Regions from separate parts of the Mus musculus genome. Here all the other regions are linked to region 3. Evidence: chromatin loops called from intact Hi-C (ENCODE). Cell type or tissue: left cerebral cortex. All regions are shown on one strand. Links, peaks and the distances in the headings refer to the core of each region. The heading gives the core; the rest is flanking DNA.

Region 1 (5,490 bases), core at 349-5,348, 120 kb after region 3:
TGAAATAAAAAAGAATCAAAAGTTGATTCAAAATGAATCATAGACCTGGCCATGGGCTGAATGTAGTTGGTTGCCTCATGGGTTATGAGCTGAAAACTTGGTCCTTAACGTAACAGAAGTGGGAGGTGATCAGGTCATGAAAGTACCACTCCCAAACTGATTAATGTCTGTCGCTAAGAAATGGGTTGGTAATCAAGAGAAATGGAGCTGTGACAATTTTCTCCTTGTGGGAGAGGGGGCTAGGCAATGTCTGCATTCCTTCCTTGTAAGGCCCCAGTGATAAACCACAGTTAGATTCCACCAAACTTCCTCCTGGAAACCAGTGAGTTTATTGGGCCTACTTACAAAGCATGAGTGAAGGTTTACTGTCAGGAGTTTGTTGACCCCAAGGCAGCCATGTTGGAAAAGCTTTCCCGATAGCCTCATAGCTGAGGCCTTCTTCCTGAAGACCCCTCAAAAAGTCTACTATAGCCTCTCCCCAGAGACTCAGAGGCCATATGCAATTAGGGCAGATGACTGGGTGGAGAGTCCAGATGGATATTCAAGTGAGGCTCAAATGACTCTCCCATTCTCTCCTTCTATGAGGGATAGTCAGCAGTCTACAAGCTGGCACAGACCAGCTTAAAGTTGGTGGCAGTTTGTGCAGAGGACAGTGCTGTACAACAGCTGGTTAGTTCAAGATATATCATTGTCTTCTGTCTTTGGCCTGCTCTTTTTTTTTTTTTTTTTTTTTTTTTTTTTTTTTTTTACAACAGCCATGTTGTAATTCATGTAGCATGATGCCCTTGTTAGAAGCCAGGATCACGGCACTCTTTTAACTTCCATCTCTGCTTTCAAAATCAAGCACCAAAACTACCAACCATCCAACCATCCAACCATCCAACCAACCAACCAACCAACCATCCAACCAACCAACCAACTAACCATCCAATCAACCATCCAACCAACCAACCAACCAACCAACCAACCAACCAACCAACCAACCATCCAACCAACCAACCAACCAACCAACCAACCAACCAACCATCCAACCAACCAACCAACCAACCAACCAACCAACCAACCAACCAATCAGACAACAACAAAAACCTCCATAAATTTCGATAAATTATGCAGCCTTATGCATTTTTGTTATAGAAATAGAAAAGGGATTCAGACAGAACCAAACATAAAATAATATGACTTCTTCCTCATGGGCCTCTGTTTCCTTTATAGTCCTTCTACTCATTATCTTTCTTTGCAGTTACAAATAAAGCAGATTTAAGGAGTAGTTGAACTTGATAGGTGCTCAGTAAACAATCACTGCTATTTATGAGTTGTTCGTTGCTTTGCAGTCTTGCAAATTATTGACACCTATATAAGCCAAAGCAGGGCTTTTTTTCGCCCCAGAAAATTGTATGCTAATTAAATTTCCATGAAAAAAAAAACACAAAAGGAAACTTTTTATTTAGGCCTTTAAAAGTACTTTATTCTTTGTGATTTCATACATGTATACAATACATTTTGATCATATTTATTCTCCAGTCCCCTGTGACTCTTCTAAGCCCCATCCCACATGTGATGTCTACTTCTGTTTTGGTTTGTTTTAGTAGTCCACTGAGTCCAGTTTGTGCTGTGCCTACACTCATGAGTGTGGGATCGATCATCCGCCAGAGCCCTTAGCCCTAAAGAAGGCTGATTCTCCCTCTCCTAGAAGCTATGACTGTCAGTAGCACTTAGCTAGGGCTTCTTCCTCAACGCTGGAACATATAGGCTTCTCTTGACTTCTGGCTCTTACTGCTTTCTACCCTTTCTCTTGAGTTGATCCTTGGGATATGTGTGAGTGTGTGTGTGTGCGTGCGCGCAGACTGGTTTGCGAAGTGGTTAAAAGATCTATTTCCATGAGATAGAAAGAATGAGTTCAAGAGATCTACTGTCCAGCATGCAAACTATAGTTAATCAGGTATGCATATAAGAAAATCACTAAGGAAGAGCAATAATGAATATGCTAATTATTTCTATATTTAGCCATTCCACAATGTATACATATTTCAAGTCATTATGTTGTACACTATAAATATATGTAGGTTTTGTTAAGTGAAGAAGCCAAACCAAACCAACCAAACAAACAATAACAACAACAAAAACTAACCAACCAAACAAAGAAAACCCACCACCACCACCAAAAAAAAAAAAAAAAAAAAATTCCTAGTTGCGGCAGAGGCAAGTTAAAGTCATGAAGCACTGCTGCCACCCTGTGGCTATATAACGTAAAGCAGCTGGTCTCTCATCCACAGAGAAAGTACTGGAAGGGGGGAGGGGGAGGGGCACTGGCTACTTGTAACTACAAGAACTGTCTTAAAATTACGTGAGTCCAAGAATGATGGTAAGAACTGTGGTATCATCAGAAGCTTGGGAATTCTTGGTGACCCAGGCATGTCCTTCACAGAACATTTAAGTGTCAGAGAAGCCGAGGATGAGGGCATTTCAGTGGGTTCTTTCACTGTTTAAGTGGATAAAAAAAGAACGGAAGAACGTGACAGAGAATCACATCTCCCTCCCACAGCCTAGCTTTCCCATTACACTGTGGGTAGAACGACTTTAGAAAGCTCCCAAAGGCCTGCTGAACCCCAGATAAGGACCAGCAAGTTCAAAAGTCCAAAGAGAACAAATCACACAGTGAAATATTAATACATTTGCCCTGCCCCGGGGAGGAAGAGGTTCCTAGGACTAGCAGATCCCTCACAATCCAAACAGCCTGAGAGTAATACAGAAAGGGATGCCGTCAGAGAAGTTACTCCATGATTGTCAGGTGCTGGGGCCTTCTCTTTTGTTATAAAGAGAGAGACAACATGACTAAGGCAAGTTACAGAAGAAAGAGTTTATTAGGGCTTTACAGTACAGAGGGTAAGACCATGACCATCATAGCAGGGAGCGTGGGGACAGGCAGACAGATGTGGCACTGTGGTAGTAGCTGAGAGCTCATTCACAATTCTGAGACAGAAGCAGGGAGGAAAGAAGGGAAAGAGGAAGGGAGGAGAGACAGAGAGAGAGAGGAGGAGGAGGAGGAGGAGGAGGAGAGAGAGAGAGAGAGAGAGAGAGAGAGAGAGAGAGAGAGAGAGAGAGAGAGAGAGAGAGAGAGAGACTGAGTGAGCTTGGTGTGGGCTTCTGAAACCGCAAAGCCTGAACCCAGAGACTCACTTCCTTCAACAAGGCCATACATCCAAGTCCTTCCTAAATACTGCCATCAACTTGGGACCAAACATTCAAACATAACGACCATTCTCGTCCAAACTACCACACCATGCAAGTCACAACAAAGCTAAACTATAAATAGGATTCCACAGTGGTGAAAATGAAGACACAAAGTTGCTCATTTGCATATTAACAAGGTTTGCTTAAAATTATTTACTGCAAATGAAATTTTTGTGTATATGTTTTGAGTTTTATAAAGGGCTCAGAATCATGCTAGAGAATTTGAAGCAACATAGAAAAGCATAATAAAACACAAATTTAGTAGTAATCCTATCACTCAAAGGGCCATCTTTCTACACAGTTCTTTACACATACATTTAAATATATATGTACACATGCATATACATACAAGCATGTATATATAAACACATGAATGCATACATGCATGTACACACACGTGCTCACCCTTAGACGATGCATTTGTTAGGACAACTAACTTACTACATTATCACTCTTTCAACTACATAATATCCATAGTGGGATAGTTCAATAATGAATTTTGTTCAATCTAATTATATACCTGAAATATTTTAGAAAGGTGAGTACCATATCAAAATAATTTTTTATATAATCCCTTCTCTTACGGTTAAGTCCTCATCTGTGCCTTTTTATCTTGTTCTGTGAGGTTGCTTAAGGAAATGTTCAGATCTTTTAAGAAAATTCTAGATGCTAGTCAGATCTATACATCAGAATCTGGTGTATAAAGCAAGATTCTGGAGTTTAATCCACTAATTATGAAACCTGAAATGTTTACAGGAGATGGTCCTCAGGCCAGTAGCACCTCCTCACTTGCGGCTCTTGGCTCTATGCTGCCCCCTCGTGGTAAAAAGAGGTAACTGGAGCTGTTCTTAGCCACCTCCTCCAGTTAAGCCTGATTTTTTCCTTCTCCCTCGGGTATTTGAAAGAAAAGGAATTGTTTGATGACAAAACTTTCTGAGGAGACTCAACACACATCTACGCACACCAGATAGGGAACCCACAACAGACCCAAGTACAGATACCAGCAATGTCCAACTTGGTGAACTAATGAGTTTTACTGGTGTTACTTACAGGACTATGGGTGAGAGGCATGACTTATAGGAGCAGAAATGACTCAAAGGTAGATGTATCACACAAGCCTACCCCAGCACAGGTGACAGCTCAAAAGCCTAAAACCTTGAGCACACTGCACAGCCTATAGGCAGCTCAACAGGTCAGAGCGTGTTCTTTCCAGTTGGTCTAAGTCTCTTCTTGGTAGCTCAGCTTCGTTTTGCTTTTTCCAGACAGCTGGTATGGTCTCAGCATCTTCTTTGCAGCTTGGATTATCTGAGGGTCTTCTATTGTAGCCCAGCTTCTGCTCATCTGAGAGGGACTCTCAGTTTTTATTGTTACTCTGGCAGGGAGGGACCTAGTGAAGTCAGTTTCATGGACTTCCTGAGCTATTTTCAGTTATTTACCTTTCCGTTTCAGGAGCTTTCTGCAGGTTGGAATATTTCAGTCTCAGAAGGAACTGTTATACAACAGGGCTTTATTTAAATGCCGAACCCAATGAAATAAAGTTTTCAAGAAGATAACCCAATCCATTTTCTCTCTCACTGCCTTCCATATCTGCTCCCTCCCACCACCATACATATAAGGTTTTTATTTTATTTTATTTTATTTGCAGTTCCTCATTCCAGTTCCTGATAGATATTTAAATTATCTCAGTCCACAGATGAGGCTATTTTGGTGAATAACCTTGTGCATATATCTTGATGTATAAATGTATTAATCAGGGTTCCCTAGAGTAACAAAACTTAAAGGATGAATCTCTCTCTCTCTCTCTCCATATATATATAATATGTCATATTATATACATATCATATATATTATATACATCATATATATATATATATATATATATATATATATATATATTATTAGAATAACCTACCCAGCAATGGCTGCATATGAATGAGTGGAAGGTCCGAGAATCCAGTTGTTCACAAGGCTGGATGATTCAACTGGTCTTCAGGATACACTGGAATCTCAAAGAAGGAGGCTCTAATGCCAGTGAAGGAATGGGCTTGCTAGTGAGGGCAAGAGCAAGCAGGCAAAGAGCAGGGCTTCCTTCTTCCATGTCCTTTATATAGGCTACCCCCAGAAGGTATGGCCCAGATTAGAAGTGGGTCTCCCCACTTTCCCACCTCAGATGATTTAATTAAGCAAAAATCCCTTAAAAGTGTGCCCAGATAGTTTTGGGTTTTAGTTAATCCCAGTTAAAGTAAACTCTTCCTT
Region 2 (5,490 bases), core at 349-5,348, 57 kb after region 3:
CCTCCCAAGTGCTGGGATTAAAGGTGTGTGCCACCACGCCTGGCCCCCATCTTGTTTTTAATACAGGGTCTTCCACTGTCTTGTGGCTCTCTGATTAGATAAGCCCCAGATATTAACTTGTCTCTGCCTCCCTAGCACTAGGATTATAAGCCAATACCACCACATCTAGCTTTTTTTTTGTTATTGTTAATCTTGGATACTGGAGATAAAGCACAGGTCCTCGTGTGCTTGCACAGCAAATACTTTACAGACTGAGCCCTCTTCCCAGCTCCAGAATTGTGCTTCCTTATTACAACAATGACTCAACAACTACCTAACTTATTTTTGTTGCTAGTGGTCACTGCAGTTGTTGAAAACAACTCTGTCATGACATGGTGAGACACCTAAAGGTAAGTATTGCTGTGCTTGACATCTCAGCAGTGTCACTCTGGTTACATACATAGCCACTGGGCTGAGCCAGGCTGGCCCAGTGCAATCGGCAGACTCCGTGCTCGTCGGGGTCTGCTTTCAGCCATATATTGGTTGCTACAGTTCCAGCTTCTTAAATAAAAGGAGAAAGCAGGAAAGAAGACAGAGCTGTTCCTGTCGCAGGAAAGTAGTACTTCCCACAGAGAGCCCCACAGTCTGCTGCTCGTGTGTCACTGACTCTCTTCTCAAACAAGGACAAGGATCAAGGGCAAAACCTGGATGGCATAGAGAAATACAAGAGGACTAAAGAAGAAGGAAGAGTGGTTACTGAGGTAGGAAGGGAGCCCGGAGGATGATCTGTATGACAGGTAAGAGGTGATGAGGGTTTCAGCTAGGTGAGAGTGATGCCAGAGAGGCCTGAGAGACAGGCTGAAGAGGGCATGGTTTCTGGAGTGGGTCACAGAGCCTTTCAACAGTGAAGCTAGTTAACAGTGGGCAAGACATGTTAACTGGAAAATGTTGCCTGGAAAATGATGAAGGGAAAGTGTGTTTTGAAAGAAGGCCATGAATATGTGTAAATGGTGAAGGGAAGAGGCAGAGAGAAGAGTGAAGAGTGTGGGCAAAGGGCCAGAAGAAGCATGCTGGGACAGAGTGGGATGAGGTGGGCTTAGCGGCACCATCCCTGATCCTGGAGGAAGAGAAGGAAGTGAAGGTGCAGACGTCAGTGGTTAGGCTCCTGAGAGGCAGAGGAATGGCCATTCATTGAAGGTAGTTGACTAAATCTAAGCATACCAGAGAAACTGGGGTGAGAAAGAGATAACACTTCCGAAAACAGACAAGCAAGAGGTTTAGGGAAGGATTGTGAGTCTGACTGAGATGGGATGCATCCATCCCAGACCACGTGGCCTGCTCCAACCGTCCTTAGCAACGGGGGGGGAGGGGGGGGTGTAAGCACAACTGCAGAGATCATGAACAGTAGGCTCTAACCAAGGTTTGGTGGTTCTGAAAAAGGGCACAATAGAAAAACCAAAGCCCAGGGCTGGAAACGTTCCCGGCGTGGTGCTTAGAATTAAACTCAGGTCGTCATGCTTACATGGAAAGCACTTTACCAGCTTAGCTATCCCCAGAGTCCCCAGCCCAGATAATGAGTATTGGCTAGTGGGAAGAAAGATTAGCAGCAGGGCCTGGGAGAGACTGGGAGAAGTGGGGAGGGTCTAAAGGACACTTAGTATGGGAAAACGGCAGGTATGGTGACATGAAGCTATGGTCAAGCAGAGGCTTGTATCAGTGGGAGTGAATGACCAAGAAGAATAAGAAGAAGGGGTTAGTGGCCTAATGGTGAAGAGGTTAAGACCAAGAGGCCAGTTTGAGGGTGAGTGAGTGTTACCTCACCAATGTATGGCAGGATGTAGGGTGCAGACAACACCAGTTGCCAGGGGTCAACAGTTTTGATGGGCCTTTCTCTCCAAGATCAGTTTTGAATTACTGTTGCCCTTCTTAAAATAAGTCATGCCCCTTAAGAAAACCAGAGCAAAAGAGAAATTTATCTCTTGACCTGTCACACAGTGCCTACCTGATTTACTCTAGAATGACTCTTTGTTTGCTTATTTGTTTTGATTTGTTTTTCCGCTTTTTCAAGACAGGTTTTCTCTGTGTATTCCTGGTTGTACTGGAACTTGCTATGTAGATGAGGCTGGCCTCAATCTCATAGAGATCCACCTGACTCTACCTCCTGAGGGCTGGGATAAAAGGTGTGTGCCACCTTTAGAATGATCTTAAAACAACCACAAAAACAAAACAAAACCCACAAAATAAGAACAACAAAAGAGCATCTAAACATCCAGCCACCTCTTACTCTGATAACTGCAGCTGTAGCCATGGCACCTCTGCCCTCTAATGGTTCTCCCTACAAAAGAATTGTATTTGTGATAGGAGACCATGTGTGAGCATAGGACTCAGAGGAGCATGCTGTAATGGTAGAGGCTGGAAGGGAGCTAGCACATGGTGGTGACAAGTAGCCCACCATCTCTCAAGCCTGGTATCCCATTCACAAACTACAGTTAGGGGAGAGCAGAAGTTTGTTCAGTAGGTGGACTGTCTGCATCCTCCCAGCCTTGTCTTTGATTCAACCATAGTTTGCTCCAAATGGGAGACTATAGTTTATTCAAAGAAATAAACCAAGGAGGAGATCATATAAAACATCATAGGGCGACAGATCATAAAGGTTAGAAATGAGAGCCCAAGAGTGAAGCTGCTCATATTCCCCAGCTGTGACCCTAAAAGACTGCTCATTCACAGCTGAGTTGTTTGTGTCCCAATCATGGAACTATGGGATATGCTCAAACGTGAAAGCCACTGGACAGTAGAAAGCATGTTACACTTAGAAGCTCTGCATTAGTAAGCGAAATGTGGGAAGGATGCCCTGAGGAGTCATGCCGTCCACAGTGGTAGAACCAGGACTGTCTACGTTGATGTCCTGGAATGGAGTCCTGTCAGTCTTACACTCAGATCTTATACCTGAAGATCTGCATGTTCAGACCCTACCAGAAGAAGAGACCCAGGAAGTACCCCCTGCTCCCACCCAAGAGGTGAAGAAGGGCACAGATGGCATCACAGGTGTCCTTCTCTATTCCTCTCACAAAGAGTTGGTGGGGCATAGCCAGCCTCTTGGGACAATTTGTAGTGAGCATATGTTGATAGTAGTAGATGTCTCGTGTGCACACTGCCACCTAGGGGCCATTCTCTGAATCTCTGACTTTATCAGAATGAGTGTGTGTGTGTGTGTGTGTGTGTGTGTGTGTGTGTGTGTGTGTGTGTGACTTACAAAAGGAGAAAAGAAAAGTCTTCAAGCATTATTTTATGGCACTCCCAGGACCATGACTCCTCCCCATTTCTAGGACATGCTGCACTTCCCAGTTCCAGCCCTAGTTCTATACCCCATTTCCACAAACTGTCTGTGCTCTCAGACTCACGTGTCTTTGGATAACTTCTATAAACCTGACCAGGCTGTGACAGACTTCATTTCTCAACTACCACTCCCCTAGTCCATCTTTAGAACAAAACCAGATCACCAGTCTCTCGCGCGCGCTCCTACTGAATACCAACATCTTTCTGTGTTCCACAAAGGCTGAGCAGGCCAGGCCTCAGAATGGGCTGTAGCAAACACATTCTGACGGCAGGTCTCCTCATACTTCGTGACCCAGGGCCAACATCTTCCAGGTAATGGCTGCATAAATAAGACCTAGAGTTTGAATTCGGTAACTCACTTTGAATTGTGGTGGAAGAAGGAAGCAATCCAGCCAGACTCTGCTCCAGTCACCACCATTGCCTCCTATCTATATCCACTCACAGGCTGTTGGGGCAACGTTACAAAGCCTCATTTCCCAGCAGCTTATAAGGTCAGTGAGGCCTTGTAGCCTCATTTCTTTCTCCACCGCCTCCTGCCTCCCTTCCTTCCTGCACACCCACCTCTGGAACAGTTTGCTTCCTGAATGCTTGGTCTCCTCACATGCTGTCACCTTTCTGTGTTCCCTGTGCCCAGGTCTCGGGGAGGTAGGAAGCCTTCTGGAACAGCCCCACAGCAAGGGCTGTGTCTAGCACTGTCCCATGTCACCCACTCCCCATTGCTGGTCTCTGTTTTTACTACCCCAGCAGTTTCTGGCTACATTCTCACTCAAGATCATGCCAGATTTGCCCATTGCTTCCTAGGTGGGTCATTGGTCTCTGGTCCCTGCTCTTAGGGGGATCTATCCCATAATCAGCCACCAAACCCAGACACTATTTCATATGCCAGAAAGATTTTGCTGAATGGCCCTTGGTATAGCTGTCTCGTATGAGGCTATGCCAGTGCCTGGCAAACACAGAAGTGGATGCTCACAGTCATCTATAGGATGGAGCACAGGGCCCCAATGGAGGAGCTAGAGAAAGTACCCAAGGAGCTGAAGGGATCTGCCACCCTATACGTAGAACAACAATATGAACTACCCATGGGGGTACCTATGAGGTACCCCCAGAGCTCGTATCTCTAGCTGCATATGTAGCAGAAGATGGCCTAGTCAGCCATCACTGGGAAGAGAGGCCCCTTGGTATTGCAAACTTTATATGCCCCAGTACAGGGGAATGCCAGGGCCAAGAAGTGGGAGTGGGTGGGGAGGGGAGCAGGGCAGGGGGAGGGTATAGGGAACTTTCTGGATAGCATTTGAAATGTATATAAAGAGAATATCTAATTTTAAAAAGGCCTCTTAAAATATATGCTGGTCACTCGGGCCAGCCAGCAGCATATGTGTTCCTTCTTGGACAAACTGTTCTTGTTAGGGGTGAGGGGCAGGAATCAAATTGTAGCCCAGGCTGGCCTCAAACTTGTATCAATCTATTGCTTGAGTGACCCAAGAGCTACAATTATAGGTAGGAGTCACTACTTCCATCATTACAGTTCCATTCACTGTAACCAGAGTGAAGAACGTGTAACAGAACCGTGTGTGTGTGTGTGTGTGTGTGTGTGTGTGTGTATGTGTGTATGTGTGTGTGTGCGTGCGCGGGCGTGCATGCAGGCTAGAGGTCAACATTCAGTGTCTTCCTCAATTGCTGTCAACTGTATTCCACTGTATTCCATTCTTTGAGACATGGTCTCTGGTGGTCTGAATGAGATGCACTGCAGAGTCTCCAGCTATTGAACCTGTGTTCCCCAGTTGGTGGAGCAGTTTGGGCAGGTGTAAGAGGTGTGGCCTTGCTGGAGGAAGTATACCATAGCTTGGGCCTTAAAAAGCCAAACAGAGAGTGTTTGATTACTTCTATAACAGCTGTGTTGCTATCGCTCTGGCGGGCACCACCCTGCCAGGTCAGACATCACTGTATCTCATGGGATCCATGGCTGGGTAAGACTGACAATTACCTTTCTCCTCTGATAGTGTGCAGTGTACATTCCGGCACTATGAAAGCTAAGCAGTTGGGGATGAAGCTCCCAGGTCAGTACCGGATTGATGTCTCTGCATTCTGTGACTCAAGTGTATGGTGTCTTCAGCAACAGGGTCTTATTGTCAAGTTCTGGTCTGACTTGAAGTTTGGTCAAGATTGTCAAGAGCA
Region 3 (5,490 bases), core at 228-5,227:
CCGGAACCGGTCTCTCACCCAGTCTTGGAATAAAAAGGCCAACACGGCCACGGCCAGTTCCAGGAAGAAGATGAGCACAATGGCCCCACAGAACTGCGAGGGCAAAGGAGAAAGGTAGTCAGCATCCCCAGCCTGGCAGACGCTCAGACGCAGCGGACCACCTACTGCAGCACGCCACCTCCTCGGTACATGGGACTCACCACTACCCGTGCACATATGGCACAGCTGGTAGCTGAGAGAAGTGAGGAGGAAGGACAAAGCTCTGAGCCATCACTGCCTAGGAGGTAGCCCTCCCCCACCTCCACCTGATGAGAAAGAAGTCAGTTGTTTTCCGTGTAGAGCCCTACCCAGGCACTGTCTGCCCCACCCTCCACTCAACCATCCTAGACATCGAGTCTTTCACTCCCACTTTACGGATGTGGAAACTAAGACTTGGACATAGAGCTTGTCTGAAACAACTTACACAGGACACCTAAGATCCCTGCAGAGTTCATTACCACGCTGGAGGGATCAGTGCTATCTTGGGCAAGCAGGACTGTCAGCTACATACAGACCTCTCTAGGTCATGGTGACATGCTGCTATCGGGAGCCTTGAAGCTTTGACCCAGCTTGGAAATGTGAAGGAAGCTTCCCAAGAAAACCAGATAAGAGCCGCAAGCATGCGCCAGTGCGCACAGCCTGCTCATGTGGAAAGGAGATACAAAACACAGGATTATTAAGGAGGGGGCGATCTAGGGAGGAGTGTGTGCTTTGCTTTCCAAATGAAGAAAGACTGACCTAATAAGCTCAACAAATAATAGACCATAAAGAAAACAAAAGTGTTTTCCTCACCAGGTGCTATTTAATTTTAACTGAATACATTTAAATATGAAGTTGTATCTAAATATAAAACTAAACTCTTAGTAATTCGTGATTCTGCCAGAAAATTAAGAACTACACTGCACAGCCAACAGATTCACACGCAGGAGGAGGGAAAGGATTTCTTAAAGCCATTGGCCACATCGTTTGATCTTAGCCAGGAAGGACAAAGGTGAACAGCAGATAAACAATTCCTTTAGAACTTCTCAGGAGAGCCATAGAGCCAAGGAGGTGAGCAGAACCCCCACCCCCCCTCCCACCCCCCACCCCCCCAACACCCCCCCCCCCGCAATTAGCTGGCAACTCCAGGAGACCCCACTTCCCTAGTGAGGAACCATCAGCTGGGCTTTTCTCCTTAAAATCTTCCTTCTTAGCGAGGCAGCACGTTCAAAGAACTGTTCCCTCCTTGTGCGGCCAGAAAACAGACGTGAGCCGGTATTGGTATCTCTAGTATACATAGACTGCGTCCCACTGCAGCATCACTTACAAACTTGAGCAGGCAGATGTTCTCTCGGAGGGCCCCGACACAGCCTGCGAATCCCAGTGTGAACATCACCACGCCCACCATCAAGACCAGCACGACGGGGTCGATTCCATGCAACCGGGTCACCTTGGTGAGGTCGGACAGCACACCCTGAGAGAAGCAGAGGATAAAAGGTAGCAGTGTCCTTAGAATGGAGTCAAGGCCCTAGGGGCAAGTTATGTCAGCCAGCTGCTGAAGCCAGGGGTCTGCTTCACACAGCTCAGCTCTGTCATCAAGAGCCAGGCCAGAGTGTGTTCCTGCCCACTCCCTGGGGCCCCTGAGTATACAGTCCTTGTCCACTACAGCTCTTAGACAGTCTACATGAAGTTCCTGGTTCATACCGAGGCTGGGGGCTCCTGTGAGCACAGACCCAGCTTCCTCAGTGGCCTTCGAGGTGCCTTGGCCAGGCCTCAGAGAAGGGGAGTCCTAGGCCACGGCCCAACTGGCTACAAGCAGCTTCACAATGAACATTTTTGAGGAAACCGACCCAGCAAGGGTAGATGATGAGAGAGTGTTGCCCATAAACGTGTCTATGATCCTGTTAGCACCACCCAAAGAGAATCATTGGCTGTACGTGTAATAAAAACACTTGGAAAGAGGCTAGGGACAACAAGAATTGGTTTATCACTTTTATTTAAACACGTATAGTCAGGGGCTGGTGAGATGGCTCTCAACAGGTGAAGGCACTTGCTGCCTTGCCTGGCAACCCGAGTTTAATCCCCAGGACCCACATGGTGGAAGGAGAACACCAAACCTAGGTAGGTTGTTTTTTACTTCTACTAAGCATATACATACCCCACCCCACCCCCACCCCCCCAAAAAAAATCAGTAAAAATTTTAAAATACATATAGTTATAAGTGCCTAGTGGCATCTACAAAGGACAGATAGATTCTGTGGTACTCAAAGAGAAAAGAGCTGTCAGGCTAGGCAGCTGTGTAACCAGCTCTAGGATTCAGGGCTCATCCAGGTCAAGTCTGCTGCAGTGCCAAATACAGCCACATGGTGGCGCTGTTATGCATGGTTGCTGTTTGCAGGTCACTGGGACATTGTACTCCAGTTTTCACATCAGTGGTGAACAGGTCTCTAAGAAAGGTGCACTGGCTCAAGAGCAGACCTTACTCTGTTCCTAAGACCATCACATAAAAACTCATAGACCAAACTGTGCTGCTTCCTTTTTCCTGGAAGCAGTGACAGGTTCCACTACAGGCACAGAGGGTGCTTCAGCTTCCGGGTTCTCCTTGGTCCTCCTTCCAGATCTCAGCACCTAAGCTACTAGCATTAACCTACCATGGGTAAGGTCAGCATTATGACTCCACCTTGCCCCTGGAGATCTGACCCCTTAGAATACCAACTGCCCCTTTGTCTGTCTGCACAATAAGAGGCTGGGGTCCCCTCCGTCACACAGGGGCAAGCAGCACATGGGGCACAAAACCGAGTCCTACCCCCTTCTCTGCAGGCCAGCGCAAGCACTTTGGGAGTAAACAAGACTGCTCACTCGCTCCCAGAGGCATGTGACGGGTTTTAGGGGACAGCCCCAGGCTGGCTTTGGGGTTACTCGGGGCTTCTGGAAACAGGATGGGAACAGATCCATACTCTCAGAGCTCATAACCGCCCACCCAACTCTCCTAGTGCTGGCCTAGTGACCTCCAGCACCACACACAACCTCGGAGGCACATTCTTTCTGATGGCTAATGCTACAAACCCTCTCTGCAGCTAGTGACTACTCAACAGGCTAGAAGAGGGGACAATTCAAGTCCGATGGCTCTGGGCCTGGTCAAGGTTCCACCTACCTTTTCGCTCCATGCCCACAGCCCGACTCCAAGGAAGACAACTCCAGCCAGCTGGGGAGGGCGGGGGGGGGGGGGGGCGGGGGGAGGAGGAGAAGAGAAAAGTAAGGTCAGAAACCAGCACTAGAACAAAGTCTACATTCCAGTTGGGTGCTCCTGTGTTCTGTCCAAGGTGGCATTTGAATCCTGCAAATGACAGAAGCTCTCTACACCAAGGGACATGGAGATTGCCGATAAGCAGCACCTACCTCCCCGTTACAGCTGACAGCTGATTTCTACTCCAGACACTGAACCGCAGAGCGCTGAGGTAGCTGAGGTAAAGATCTCTAGGTCAGTCCTTGAGAGACTGCCACAGGAGACTGACTGTTATGCTGACAGAGAGTGTTTCCTTCTTTCCTTCTTATCCAACAATCACCCTCAACCCACTTCAGTGTGCTCTTCAGTGTCAAGACACCACAGCCCTGATGGCTGCCAGAGTTGATCAGTGGCTTCTGGCCCAGCTGAGCATCTTTATGGGTCAGACCAGCTGCAAGGCAAGGTTACGGGGCGAGCACATGACCACCGTCCTCACATCTCAGCCCCAGGACTCAGACTCCAAACACAGACAAGAAGCCACTCGGGTCATCCACTGGCCAGAGTGCAGCCTCCTCATCCCACCTACACATAACATGAGACACACATGTGCTCAGGAGATACTGGGCTCTTAGCTAGTGAATTAAGCATAAGAGAGGCACTACATCACCCAACCTCCCTCCTACGGGCACTCACTACAGCCAAGAGAACTGGACCCATCCATAGGACCACACAGTCCTAAGACAAAATAGTTGTTTTGCATATAAACCCCATGCTGTACAAATGGAACAAGCTCTGCTTTTGTTGTTGTTGTTTGTTTGTTTGTTTGTTTGAGCATCCTGAGGCTTGCGGACAAGTTCCCTGAGCCGCCCCACACCACACGGGTTTCTCAGGAGGGAAGGTCTCTGTTCTCCCCTGATGCCATGTGTGATTACTTCCTCTCCTTGCCATCAATTTCACAATGGATGGCAAGAAAACCAACAGGCCACCCTACTACTCCCTAAGGTCCCAGTCGGAGGCCTTTTTCTCATCTGACTTCCTTAAAATTGAGGTAGCTCTTGGTCATTCCTCTTTCTTCAGTCAGATTCAGAGACAGCAAGCACACACAGCTCGGGCGGGGCTGTCTTCCTCCCTTGCCTGCTTCCGGCCCTTCCCTTACAGACCCCACTAAATGATGGCAAACCTAACAGTGCAAGAACCCTTTGAGCAGTCAGGGGACTCAGGAATCCCACACCTTTAACTATTATCCATACCTACGATTAGCAGCCTTGCAGCTCTCCCCTGTCTCATGCCTACCATCTCCCTGCAGTCTCCAGGGATTCAGTCTACTTCTCCCCAGCTTCTTTTCCTTCATGAAACATCACCACCATCTGTCCACTAGCCATTTAGTGTTCCTTGTATTGTTTAGGGAATAATGGGGGAAAGGCCTTCTGTTTGGTACACACAGCTTTTATAGTGACTTCTGTCCTGGTTGGGTGAACTCAGATCAGAGCTGCTGGTTACTGAACATGGCTATGGGCAGGTCACCCCGCTCCTACAAACTCTCGAATGACTTCCCCTCACACCTAGGAGAAAATTAAGATTCCACCACAGCGCACCATTCCTGGCCTAAAGGTTCTTCTCTGGTATCAGTCCCTGGCCTCCTCTTCCTTCATATCTAGATCTCCCTGAGATGTCCACCTTTGCCTTCTTATGTGAAGCTGACCCCTGTCCATCACTCAGAACTACCTGTGGCGTGGTTCTCCTTGTAGCCCTGATCCTAAGCCGAATGGACCGTGCCTACCATACAGCCATGTTCTCTACAGACAAAGGTGTCTGTCTGCTCAGGGCTGTTAACCCACTCACGCAGAGAAGGATGGTCCAGAGTGGGCCCATGTGAGAATCCCACAAAGGAAGCCGAGGGTTCTTCCCACTCTCCTTCCAGGCATACTTCTGGGTCTCGCCCACTGCTTGGGGCTAGGCAAGAGCCTATCACATCCAAACCACATATACAGAATGGGGGCAATAAGACTGCAAGTATCTAACACTACTCTATCCACGTTCTCATTCAAAACCAAGCCTGCCTGCCTAACCACCCACTTCGGGTACCATGTGCCCAGGCTGTCTTGAAACATTTGATCAGTGACACTAGAACCCCTACCCCCTCCTCCCCACTGGTTCCCACAGATTCCCATTTATTTTTTCACTACATTAAAGCAGCCTTAATGCCACATATACTTAAGTGTTAGTGAGCCCACGCTGAGTTGTAT

The links. A loop is a pair of places that touch in the nucleus more often than their neighbours do. Peaks named below come from ENCODE experiments on the same cell type or tissue, not always from the same donor. Only the 100,000 strongest peaks of a DNase experiment are listed, where the experiment ranks them.
Region 1: a loop joins it to region 3, with 12 times the contacts of the local background. A loop is called at or near these places in 33 of 42 quality-filtered maps.
Region 2: it touches region 3 in a loop (7-fold over the local background); 36 of 42 quality-filtered maps call a loop at or near these places.

The regions. Positions count from the first base shown.
Region 1 is chr14:41,031,307-41,036,796 of GRCm38, forward strand. No RefSeq gene overlaps it. Among named protein-coding and RNA genes, the nearest start is that of Prxl2a, 20 kb to the left of the region's middle. In left cerebral cortex, for the core only: CTCF peaks have their summits at 2,234 (motif pointing left) and 4,054 (motif pointing left); DNase peaks (open chromatin) are centred at 2,251 and 4,047.
Region 2 is chr14:40,972,219-40,977,708 of GRCm38, forward strand. It overlaps Gm31839 (a long non-coding RNA gene), which reads left to right and starts at 2,125. Exons shown (of 3, transcript XR_874532.1): 1 at 2,125-2,159; 2 at 5,316-5,372. In left cerebral cortex, for the core only: CTCF peaks have their summits at 3,108 (motif pointing left) and 3,307; a DNase peak (open chromatin) is centred at 3,145.
Region 3 is chr14:40,915,458-40,920,947 of GRCm38, forward strand. Tspan14 (tetraspanin 14) reads right to left here. Exons shown (of 9, transcript NM_145928.2): 3 at 3,173-3,223; 4 at 1,346-1,492; 5 at 1-93. Among named protein-coding and RNA genes, the nearest start is that of Sh2d4b, 25 kb to the left of the region's middle. In left cerebral cortex, for the core only: a CTCF peak has its summit at 2,380 (motif pointing right); a DNase peak (open chromatin) is centred at 2,385; H3K27ac peaks cover 338 bases.